Regions from separate parts of the Homo sapiens genome. Here region 1 is linked to region 2. The links are chromatin contacts, found by Hi-C or POLR2A ChIA-PET in ENCODE. All regions are on one chromosome and are shown on one strand. Each heading gives the region's core, a stretch centred on a gene start or an enhancer-like site at or near the end of the contact. The rest is flanking DNA. Distances are from core to core; before and after follow the strand shown. Region 1 overlaps NIFK-AS1 (NIFK antisense RNA 1). Region 2 overlaps GLI2 (GLI family zinc finger 2).

Region 1 (5,021 bases), core at 1,359-3,858, 790 kb before region 2:
TCTTGAATTCCTGGGGTCAAACGATCCTCTTGCCTCAGCCTCCTAAAGTGCTGGGATTACTAGCATGAGCCACCAGGCCAGCCATTTTTCGCTTTCTTAATTTTTAAAAATTAATGAGGTTTTTGTTGCTATTATATATAATCAGACAAAAAGCTATAAAGGAAAAAAAGAATTAGTCCACAGACAAGTTTTGGTTGGAGTCCGACATTTCACAAGCTGTGTATTGGCCATAAGATGGAGTGTCGAGTGAATAGATGCCACAGAAATGGCCTTTGAATGGCGAATGAATGAAGTTGACACAAGTTCAGAACGGGTTTTTCCATTACTATCGTTTGGAATACAGTGTGGCCAAAGCCAAGGCAACTGGTCACTGTGACTGGAAATTGTAGCCCTGGCTGATTGTGGTATGAGACTGCTAATATGAATTCTAAAATCTCACTTTAATGCAGCAAAGCCTATTTCTTGAAGTGGTTGGGGAGAAAGTACAGCACATGAAAATGATAGAGAATTCACATTTCAGTGTATGTAAATAAAGACTTACTGGAGTGCAGCCACACTTATGTGTATATGCTGTCTGCGGCTACTTTTCTGCTATAGGAACTCAGTTGTAACAGACCATATGTGGTCCTCTGCTTAGCGCTGCTGCTGGATGCACTACAGATTGTGCATTTCATCGTTGGAGTAGTCCCAACTCATAAGAAAGCATCAGAAGAGTTAGATGTTTAAAATGGAGTATCAGCTGGGTGCGGTGGCCCACACCTGTTAATCCCAGTACTTTGGGAGGCCAAGGCAGGCATATCACCTGAGGTCAGGAGTTCGAGACTAGCCTAGCCAACATGGTGAAACCTCATCTCTACTAAAAATACAAGAAACTGGGCTGGGCACAGTGACTCACGCCTGTAATCCTAGCACTTTGGGAGGCTGAGGCAGGCAGATCACGAGGTCAAGAGATCAAGACTATCCTGGCTAACATGGTGAAATCCCCGTCTCTACTAAAAATACAAAAAATTAGCCGGGTGTGGTGGCGGGCGCCTGTAGTCCCAGCTACTCAGGAGGCTGAGGCAGGAGAATTGTTTGAACCCCGGAGGCAGACGTTGCAGTGATCCGAGATCGTGCCACTGCACTCAAGCTTGGGAAACAGAGTGAGACTCCATCTCAAAAAAAATAAACACCAAAAATACAAAAAATTAGCCAGGCTTGGTGGCCGGCACCTGTAATTGCAGCTACTCAGGAGGCTGAGGCAGGAGAATCGCTTGAACCCGGGAGGTGGAGGTTGCAGTGAGCCGAGATCACCACTGCACTGCAGCCTGGGCACCAAGAACAAACTCCATCTCAAAAAAAGAAAAATACAAAAAATTAGCCGGGCGTGGTGGCAGGCGCCTGTAATCCCAGCTACTCGGGAGGCTGAGGCAGAAGAATCACTTGAACCTGGGAGGCAGAGATTGCAGTGAGCTGAGACCGTGCCATTGCACTCCAGCCTGGGCAACGAGCGAAACTCCATCTCAAAAAAATTAAAATAAAATGGAGTGTCAGCACCCAATTTCTTGACAGGAAAATGAGGCTGTAACTAAAGTAAGTTTCCAAGTGGCTTGTTAGCCAAGCAAGGAAAGCCATTTAGCAATGATGAGATAATTGTGTTTGATTCCAACAGCAGAAGAAATGTGGCCAGAGAAAATAAACTTGTTGATGTTGTTGTTGTTGTTGTTGTTAGAGACAGGATCTCACTCTGTGGCCCAGGCTGGAGTGCAGTGGCATGATCATGACTCGCTATAGCCTCTGCCTGCCAGGCTCAAGTGAACCTCCCCGCTCAGTTTCCCAAGTAGCTGGGACCACAGGCACACGCCATGATGCCCAATTAACTATTTTTGGTAGAGACGTCTCACTTTATTGCCTGGGCTGGTCTTGAACTCCTGATCTTAAGCCGTCTTCCCTCCTCATCCCAAAGTGTTGGGATTACAGGCATGAGCCACCAAAATAAACTTAGAACTGTTGGCCTTTTGGTGAAAACAGTTGCTTGAGGAAGCAACATCAATAGTTTAAAAACAAGACAAATGATTTTGAACGTTTTCCTTGGCTCCTGAGGGGCTAACAGGTGTTACCAATACTGCTTAGTTGATCATTCGAAGAGTCATTGCCGAGTTGGAAGTGTTAGGGCGATCAGTTTATTTCAGTTTGCCCAGAACCTTTCTGGCTTGAACACTGAAAGTCTCACTTTCTGGGAACCTCCTCAGTTCCAGGAAAATTGGACCTTAGAAGTCACCCTGGAAGTGACTGAACAATTAGCCTCTGAATAGTCTGTGGAGCAGCTGTAAGCAAAAATGTTTTCAAAGTTGAAAGATTTATTATAACCTGAAGTGGGATTTGCCAAGTTGGGCCACAACTGATAGCGGCAAAAATACGTAGATAGTAGAAAAGGGCTTAGTCGAACAAATTTCCCATTTGTGAAAATACAGGGTATTTGAAGGCTAGTCATTGCATGAATTACCAGCAGGTGCTTTTCAGAAAATACATGAACCTATCGTGTCATTGAAGCAGTAGTCACCAGTGCACTTCATTTGTTCCCATGGACTTGGCCATCATCAGCAGTTCCGTGGATTGACAGAAATAGAAACAGAACATCCTGACTCACCCTGCCTACCACACAGCAGTTTGAAGGCTTAGCAGTGATAAAGATTTACCTAGACTTTCTGAGTTCAGGGCCAAGATTTAAAATTTGTGAGTGAGAACATTCTGTTAACTATTATCATCAAATACTGAACAGGTTCAGAAAGTAGATTTTGCTGCAAACTTGCTGTTTCTTCATGAATTTAAGTCAATGAGTTCAATTTAGAATTAAAAGGCAAAGCCACTTACATTCAAAACTTACAAGGCTGAAAAGTCATTTTGATGACAACATTTGAATCACGAGTAATATCAAGCTATTTTATATACTTCCTGTGCTGTGGAGAGTTAAAAGCCGTGAGATCTGCATTCCCACACAATATTTATAGCAGATGTATTTTCCAACCTCAAACTGTGCTTCCAATAGTGTTTTCAAACTTCAGTAAAAGTGCAAAGGAAATTTCCATATTTCGAAATCTACGTTAACTGAGGGACTATAAAGCTTCCACCCATCTTTCAACAGAAGATGACTAACGGCAGTGTAATAACATGCTAACACATACCACGACAGAAAGGTAATAGAATTCTACAAATGATTTTCAAGTGAGGAATATACTCAATTGAAATCATACTTGGCCAGGGGCGGTGGCTCACGCCTGTAATCCCAGCACTTTGGAAGGCCGAGGGGTGGATCACCTGAGGTCAGGCATTCAAGACCAGCCTGGCCAACATGGTGAACCTTGTCTCTACTAAAAATACAAAAATTAGCTGGGCATGGTGGCAGGCGCCTGTAATCCCAGCTACTAGGGAGGCTGAGGCAGGAGAATCACTTGAACCTGGGAGGCGGAGGTTGCAGTGAGCCGAGATAGAGCCATTACATTACAGCCTGGGTGACAGAGCGAGACTCCGTCTCCATATATATATATATATATATATATATATATATATATATATGGTGAACATCGCAAGCAATGTTGATTGGAAACACTAGCTTCACACCTTCTACAAAAATGAACTCAAAATGTATCACAGACCTAAATGTAAAACATAAAACTAAAAAACTTTTTAGAAGAAAACAGAAAAATCTTCATGACCTGTGTTTAGGCAAAGAGTTAAACATGAAACCAAAAGCATGATCTATAAAAAGGAAAAGTTGATAAATTGGACTTAATCAAAATTTAAAACTTGCTTGGTGAGGAGTCTTTCTGAACCTATTCTGGTTCAGGGCTGCCCAGTTAAAAACAAAAAAAACGCCAGGCGCCCAGTGGCTCACACCTGTAATCCCAGCATTTTGGGAGGCCGAGGTAGGCGGATCACCTGAGGTCGGGAGTTCAAGACCAGCCTGATCAACATGGAGAAACCCTGTCTCTACTAAAAATATAAAATTAGCCAGGTGTGGTGGTACATGCCTGTAATCCCAGCTACTCAGGAGGCTAGGGCAGGAGAATCGCTTGAACCCAGGAGGTGGAGGTTGTGGTGAGCCAAGATCGCACCACTGCACTCCGGCCTAGGCAACAAGAGCGAAACACTGTCTCAAAAAAAACAAACAAACAAAAACAAAAATGTGGCCGGGCATGGTAGCTCACTCCTATAATCCCAGCACTTTGGGAGGCCAACAACACAGGTGGAACACCTGAGGTCAGGAGTTCAAGACCAGCCTGGCCAACATGATGGAACCCCACCTCTACTAAAAATACAAAAATTAGCTGGATGTGGTTGTGCACGCCTGTAATCCCAGCTACTCAGGAGGCTGAGGCAGGAGAATTGCTTGAACCCAGAAGGCAGAGGTTGCTGTGAGCTGAGATCTTGCCACTGCACTTCAGCCTGGGTGACAGAGCAAGACTCTATCTCAGGGCAAAAAAAAAATTCTTGGTGAAAGACACTTAAGAGAATGAAAAGATAAACTAGATTGAGTGAAAATATGTGCAAAAGACTTTTTATCCAAAATAGACCTCTCAGGTGAGCACAGTGGCTCACACCTGTAATCCCAGCACTTTGGGAGGCAGAGGTGGGCAGATCACCTGAGGTCGGGAGTTCGAGACCAGTCTGACCAACATGGAGAAACCACATCTCTACTAAAAGTACAAAGATTAGCTGGCTGTGGTGGTGGGCACCTGTAATCCCAGCTACTCAGGAGGCTGAGGCAGGAGAATCGCTGGAACCCGGGAGGCAGAGGTTGCAGTGAGCCAAGATCATGCCACCACACTCCAGCCTGGGCAACTGGAGTGAAATTCTGTGTCAAAAAAAAAAAAAAAAATCAGCCAGGCGTGGTGGCACATGCCTGTAATCCCAGCTACTCAGGAGGCTGAGGCAGGAGAATCACTTGAACCTGGGAAGCCAAGGTTGCAGTAAGCTGAGATCATGCCACTGTACTCCAGCCTGGGTGACAGAGCAAGACTGACCCAAAAAAAAGAAAAATC
Region 2 (5,324 bases), core at 2,153-4,652:
AACCCAAAAAGCATAAAAGATAAGGGGATTATCAGGGAGACGTTTTTCCTAGCAAAGTGAAGACATTGGTGGAGCAGGGTAGGGAGGGGAGGAGTGAGGTGTGGGGCCTGTTGGAAGCCTTGGGTTTACTCCTTCTGTGCAGTGGAACCAGGAATGTGTCTGGGTCCGGGGAGGAGGCCCTGGGGGAGTCGGTCCTGCTTAGGCCCTCTCCAGGTGAACTGCACCACTGACCTCCGAGTACAGGGGGACTTTGTCTGTAATAGAAGCTGCCATGGGCTGAGCACTGCTGAACCAAATCTTCCAGAAAGTCAAGGGTTTAAAGCCATGGGCGGGAATAAGGAAATAGGAGATAAGATGTGCAGTCTTGGGAGTGGGGTTTGTGGGGAGCGGCCTTCGTTAGTGGGAGAGATTTCATTATATTTCACTGGAGGCCTGGGTTTTAGTGATGAGAAAGGGCCTGGGTGGCCGGCGGGCTGGATAGAAACTCCTCCACAGTGAGATTCTTAAACTCTGGCCCAGCCTGCCAAAGTGGTGTGTGGAATTTCCTTTCCTGGATGCCTGTCAAAACTAGCTGGAGAATCCTGAGCAGCTCACATATATCTCTTCTTCGAGGTGGGTGTGCTGCTGATTTTTACCAAGCCTTCATGAGTATGTGCTTTGAAAAGATTCCCCTCCTTAGTGGCACTGGTGTCTGCCTGGAAGTGGAGGCCCCTCATTGGAACAGGGCAACCTGAAGAAGGTGGTAGGGCCCCCAGTGGGTGGGGTTGGGGAAAGGCTGGGACGTGGGGGGAGGCCTTCATGCGTCCCCGCTGATAAGCGCTTTCTGTTCCTGTATTCCTGGTGCTCTGGGCTTCCCATACCCCCTCTTCCAGCATACCACCCTGTCATTGGCCAATTTCTGCCCTCTCCCCAACCAGATCATGGGGTCTATGTGGGCAGCAAGACTGTGCCTCCTGGAGGTAGAAGGGGCATGTAGTTTGAGAAATTAGTGGGTGCAATGCACACTATTCAGGTGATAGATACTCTAAAAGTCCTGACTTCACTGCTACAAAATCTATGCATGTCACAAAATTGGACTTGCACCCCATAAATTTATACAAATAAAAATTCTATTAAAAAAGACTGTGCCTCCTTGGGCCCGTATCCCCAGTGCCTGGCATGAGGCTGGCACACATGGTCCCTGGGTGAGTGTCCTCAGAGGAACGAGCATTAAGAACATTCCCCACTGAGTTAAGCAACTCTGAACTCTTGCTACTTTGTTTGGGCAGCACAGGCCAAGTGTACATTTCAGAGGTGCAGTCCTTGGAAGGAGGGGATGGAGGGATGGGGCTCCTGACATGTCCAGCGTACTTTTTGACGGGCACCAGACATACCATCAGTGCTGGCTGCAGTGACAGAGGCTTGAGGGCAGCAGCAATTTCTGACCTTTTTAAGCAGTGCCTCAGGGGCAGGGCACTGCTCACATTTTCCCTCAGCAACACCTTGACTCGGGCTGGCAGGAGTGGCCTCAAGTGACAGCACTTGGGATACAATAAATCCAGCAACAATGAGTTTGGCTGAATAAATGAATGCATCTGGCAGTGGCGTCAGCTTCCACCGAGTGGACAGTCTGAACATGTGCAGTCTAAGAGGACTCCCCACCTCAAAGGCCAATCCACCCCACCAATGCCTGAAACTTTACTGTTAGTGATTAATTCCTTTGGGTTGATTACTGTTCTGTTTCCATGTCTGCAGACAGAAACAACACACTGCAGCCCTGAGAACCATGGCGAGACTCTCTTTCCTCTCTGAGGACAATCACGGCATAGGGAAGAGCTCTGGCTTGGTGAGATCTCACAAGCTGGGCAATCTTGGGAAGTTCTTAAATTCTGGGAACGCCCAGTTCTCGCCTCTATGAATTGAGGAGAAAATCCCCCACCTTACAGGGTGTTGGGAGGACTGAATAGGACACCACTGGCCCAGCACCCTGCAGGGTGTCTGCAGTGAAACTTGGCTTTCCTTCTAATGTTAGCAGGGCAGTGATGAGAGCAGGGGTCTCTCCGCCACTCGGTATGTCCCAGGTGTGCTTCTACATGCTTTACAGACACCCATCTAGTCCTCACAACAGTTTCACATGGGGAGCCACTATGTCCCCATTTTAGAGATGGGGCCACTGAGGCTTGTGGGGCTAAGCAAGCCCAAGGATGTGAAGAGTATAAGCAGCATAGGCAAGATGTGAGCCCCGGCCTCAACCCTGTTCTGTCTACATACTGGGGGTGTGGAGGGGAAATGTCCGACAGTGGGGACCCCGAGGGACAGGAGAGGAACCGAATAGTTCATCCCGATCCTGCCGCAGCCCCTCCCCCACTGCACGCCCACCTCGGCCTGCACATCAAGATTTGCTCCACTCCCTGGCCCCTCCTGCTCTCGGCTGACCACCACGGCTCTCTCCAAAACCCAGAGCCAGCAGCTCCTCTTGTGCGAGGGCTTTGGCGTTCAGTAAAGATCAAAGACCAGCCCGTCTTATCACACACGCTCCTCGTTAAACTTTTACAGGCCAGATTCCATTATAAATGAGCTGTCTGTCCCACGCAGCCCAGCGAGTGCATTCTTGGCTTTGGAATCTGAAGCTCTCAGAGCTGGGGAAGATTTTAGCAAGGGGTGGGGGGTCAAAATGCCCAGTAAGTAATCTATGCTGCTTACTAGGAGTGTGTCACTGGAAAGGCAGTCAGCCTCCCCATGCCTCGGTTTCCCCAATTATCAAGTGGGAGTGATTATTGGGGAGTGATAATCCCACCTTGCAGGGAGGGTGACATGACATAAGCCGGCGGCTGGGCACAGACTCCTGCTACTGCTCCTCTGCTGGTCTGACCCAAGTATCCCACAGCCCAGAGATGGGGAGGGGCCTGCCTGATGGGGTCTCAGGGCCGTTTACATCACAGTGAGCCAAGGCTCCACATCTAGTCGGTCTACCCTCAGACAGCCGTGGAAGGATGTGCTGCCCGACACATCGCCTGGACCCAGGGTTTCTGGGCTCCCTGTCTACCTGCTGTCCAGTTGCTCTGAAGAAGTGGTCAGCAACAGCCGGTTTTAAGGAAGAGCTCCCTGGAGATGGAGAGGCAGTGTGGACCCACGTGGAAAGGAAGGACAAGTTGCCTGGTGGGTGACGCTGGGCCCACCCAGCATCTCATCCCAGGGGGCAGGTGGACATGCCTTTCGGAAGTCTCCTCCTTCCTCTAGGCTCTGAAAAGAAACGAGCATGTTTGCAGAGGGAGGAGAAGGTTCTTCCCAAAAAACAAACAAAGCCAATCCTCTATGAATCGTGAACCTCGGGTGCTGTGCCAAGAATCAAGAAGAAAATATCTTTCTGCTCAACCCACCCGTCTCAGTGAATGACTGAGGACAGAGTCATAAAGGCCCGGGATGACACTGGTGAGTCACAGGCTGAGCAGGCTGCTGTGTTCATTAATCTCATGGTGAACGGTGCAGTCTTTATGGGACACTGACCTTGGAAAAAGCAATCTTCAAATCCCCCCAGACTGGAAAGTTCATGAGTTCGGCCCAGTGGCAGCAAAGAAACTACTCTCTTAAGTGAAGGCACACCGACACCCGGCTAAACATCCCCATTAACATGCAGTCTCGGGGACCAAGTGGGGCTTCAGACACTCTTAATGCTGTCTCCGGAGGCCCTGGGTAATATGCATTTTGCGTGACCAAGCATGCAGATGAAAGGGAGGTGAGGCCCCCATGCCCACCAGCTGGCGTTCACTCTATTGCCCTAACATACCTGGGCCTGGGTTGATAGCTACAACCCTGAGCCATCTGTGCCAGCAAGAGCCCCCTCGTCACTCCTCCAGGAAGGGTGGCCTTGGGCCGTGACTGCCAATGCAATGCAAACCAACTACAGCTCAGGATCAAGAGATCTGCAGGAAGCCATCAGCAGTGGTCAGGTCGGGGGTGGAGTCGTGGATGTCAGAGGTCAGATGGTGCCAGGCAGGAGGAGAAAGGAAGGCTGAGATACTGCAGCTGTTCCCACCCCATACACTCACTGCCTTTTGCAAGCTGAGAATATGAATAGGTTTAGGTCATATGAATAGGTTTAGGAGGGACTTGTCTGTGAATGGGTTATCACGAGGAACCAGGGGATTTTTAACAACCCGTGTTTTGGCGGCGAGGCGCTGTCAGTGATGAGTCCAGAAAGCCAACAAGCAGCTCTGGGGCTGCTTTCCCGGACGTCAAGCAAGCAGCGGCGCCTGCAGTGGTCCCCAAACTCTGGCCTATGGGCGCCTGTAAATAAGCAGATTTCCGGGCTTCACCCTAGTCTGAAAATCAACAAGAACTCCTGGGGCCAGGGCCTGAGAATGGGCATCTTTAAGACCCACCCTGTGTGTTCAGATCTGCAGCCAGGTTTGGGAACCTCTGCATGGGGCAGTTTCTGTACGCCCTTCTGGGCAGGAAGCAGCTGAAATTGGTCTTCTCTGAAGCCCCAGGGCAGGGCAGGGCAGGGCAGGGCAGGGCAGGGCAGGGCAGGGCAGGGCTGGAAAGGTCCTCAAAAGCAACATAGGGAGCTGAAGGTCCACCCCAGCCCCCCGAACCAGGAGCATGGACTTCTACATTCCTCTCCAGGACACAAGTTAACGCTGGCCCAGGGCAGGCCGGACTCATGCTTGTGTGACCACATACACTGAGGAAATGGGGAGCACCAACTTAGGGACCCTTCCTCGCCACACCTCAGCCTTGCTCCCCATGACACCCTGGCAAGCCTATTTCTGGGAGGCAGGGGGCCCAGAGGGCATCCAAAGAGCTTCTCTTTCCTGTTAGCGTCACAAGGTTGGAGAGACTGCTGGGGGTGTGTGGCCCTATTCACAGCCGGCCTTCTCTTCTCGCCCTTGTACAGACTCTTGGAGACTTAGGGATGTCCCCATGGGGGCTTCAAGAGAACCTTGCTTGACCAGCAATCACACACCCCTGCCCCATTTGTCTCCCCATCACTTGTGGTTTGCACAGCCCAAAGACACTGCAGCAGGAGTCCACGGGTGGGTGGTGACTTTCCTCCCCTGGAACCACGTGAGCATCAGTAAGCCATGCAAGCCTGCTGTGCATTTGAACCTTAAGTGACCGGGAAGGGTGCTCTGCAGAGGAGTGGGCTTGGGTGTCTATGAGGAGGCCATCGAGCTGGGCTGGGCTGCAAGGCTGTCCTCACACCAACCTCCATGCCCTGCCTTCCCCACGTGCAGCTGCCTGTTTACAGCCGGGTGGTCAGCCCTGGTCCTGCTCCCCTCTCCCCAGGGCCACTGTGGCAGCTCTGGCAGGTCCTCTCACCACAGTTCCCGCCCTTCTCCTGT

What was found. Hi-C counts contacts between places; a loop is a spot of excess contacts on that map. ChIA-PET counts read pairs that join two places held with the same protein, here RNA polymerase II (POLR2A).
Region 1: a loop to region 2 is called in a map of gastrocnemius medialis, with 3 times the contacts of the local background. The contact joins two enhancer-like sites. A Hi-C loop is called at or near these places in 1 of 168 maps with a recorded cell type or tissue (gastrocnemius medialis). POLR2A ChIA-PET finds 5 or more read pairs at or near these places in 1 of 52 experiments (WTC11).

The regions. Positions count from the first base shown.
Region 1 is chr2:121,720,243-121,725,263 of GRCh38, reverse strand. All of the region lies in intron 3 of NIFK-AS1 (NIFK antisense RNA 1), which reads right to left. Among named protein-coding and RNA genes, the nearest start is that of NIFK, 14 kb to the left of the region's middle. Within about 2 kb of position 2,608, at least 8 of the 41 ENCODE cell types and tissues checked have a DNase peak (open chromatin) inside an H3K27ac peak, as active enhancers do; they include gastrocnemius medialis, where a contact is called at or near this core.
Region 2 is chr2:120,933,034-120,938,357 of GRCh38, reverse strand. All of the region lies in intron 3 of GLI2 (GLI family zinc finger 2), which reads right to left. Among named protein-coding and RNA genes, the nearest start is that of GLI2, 200 kb to the right of the region's middle. RefSeq lists an enhancer at 2,702-3,901. Within about 2 kb of position 3,402, at least 13 of the 41 ENCODE cell types and tissues checked have a DNase peak (open chromatin) inside an H3K27ac peak, as active enhancers do; they include gastrocnemius medialis, where a contact is called at or near this core.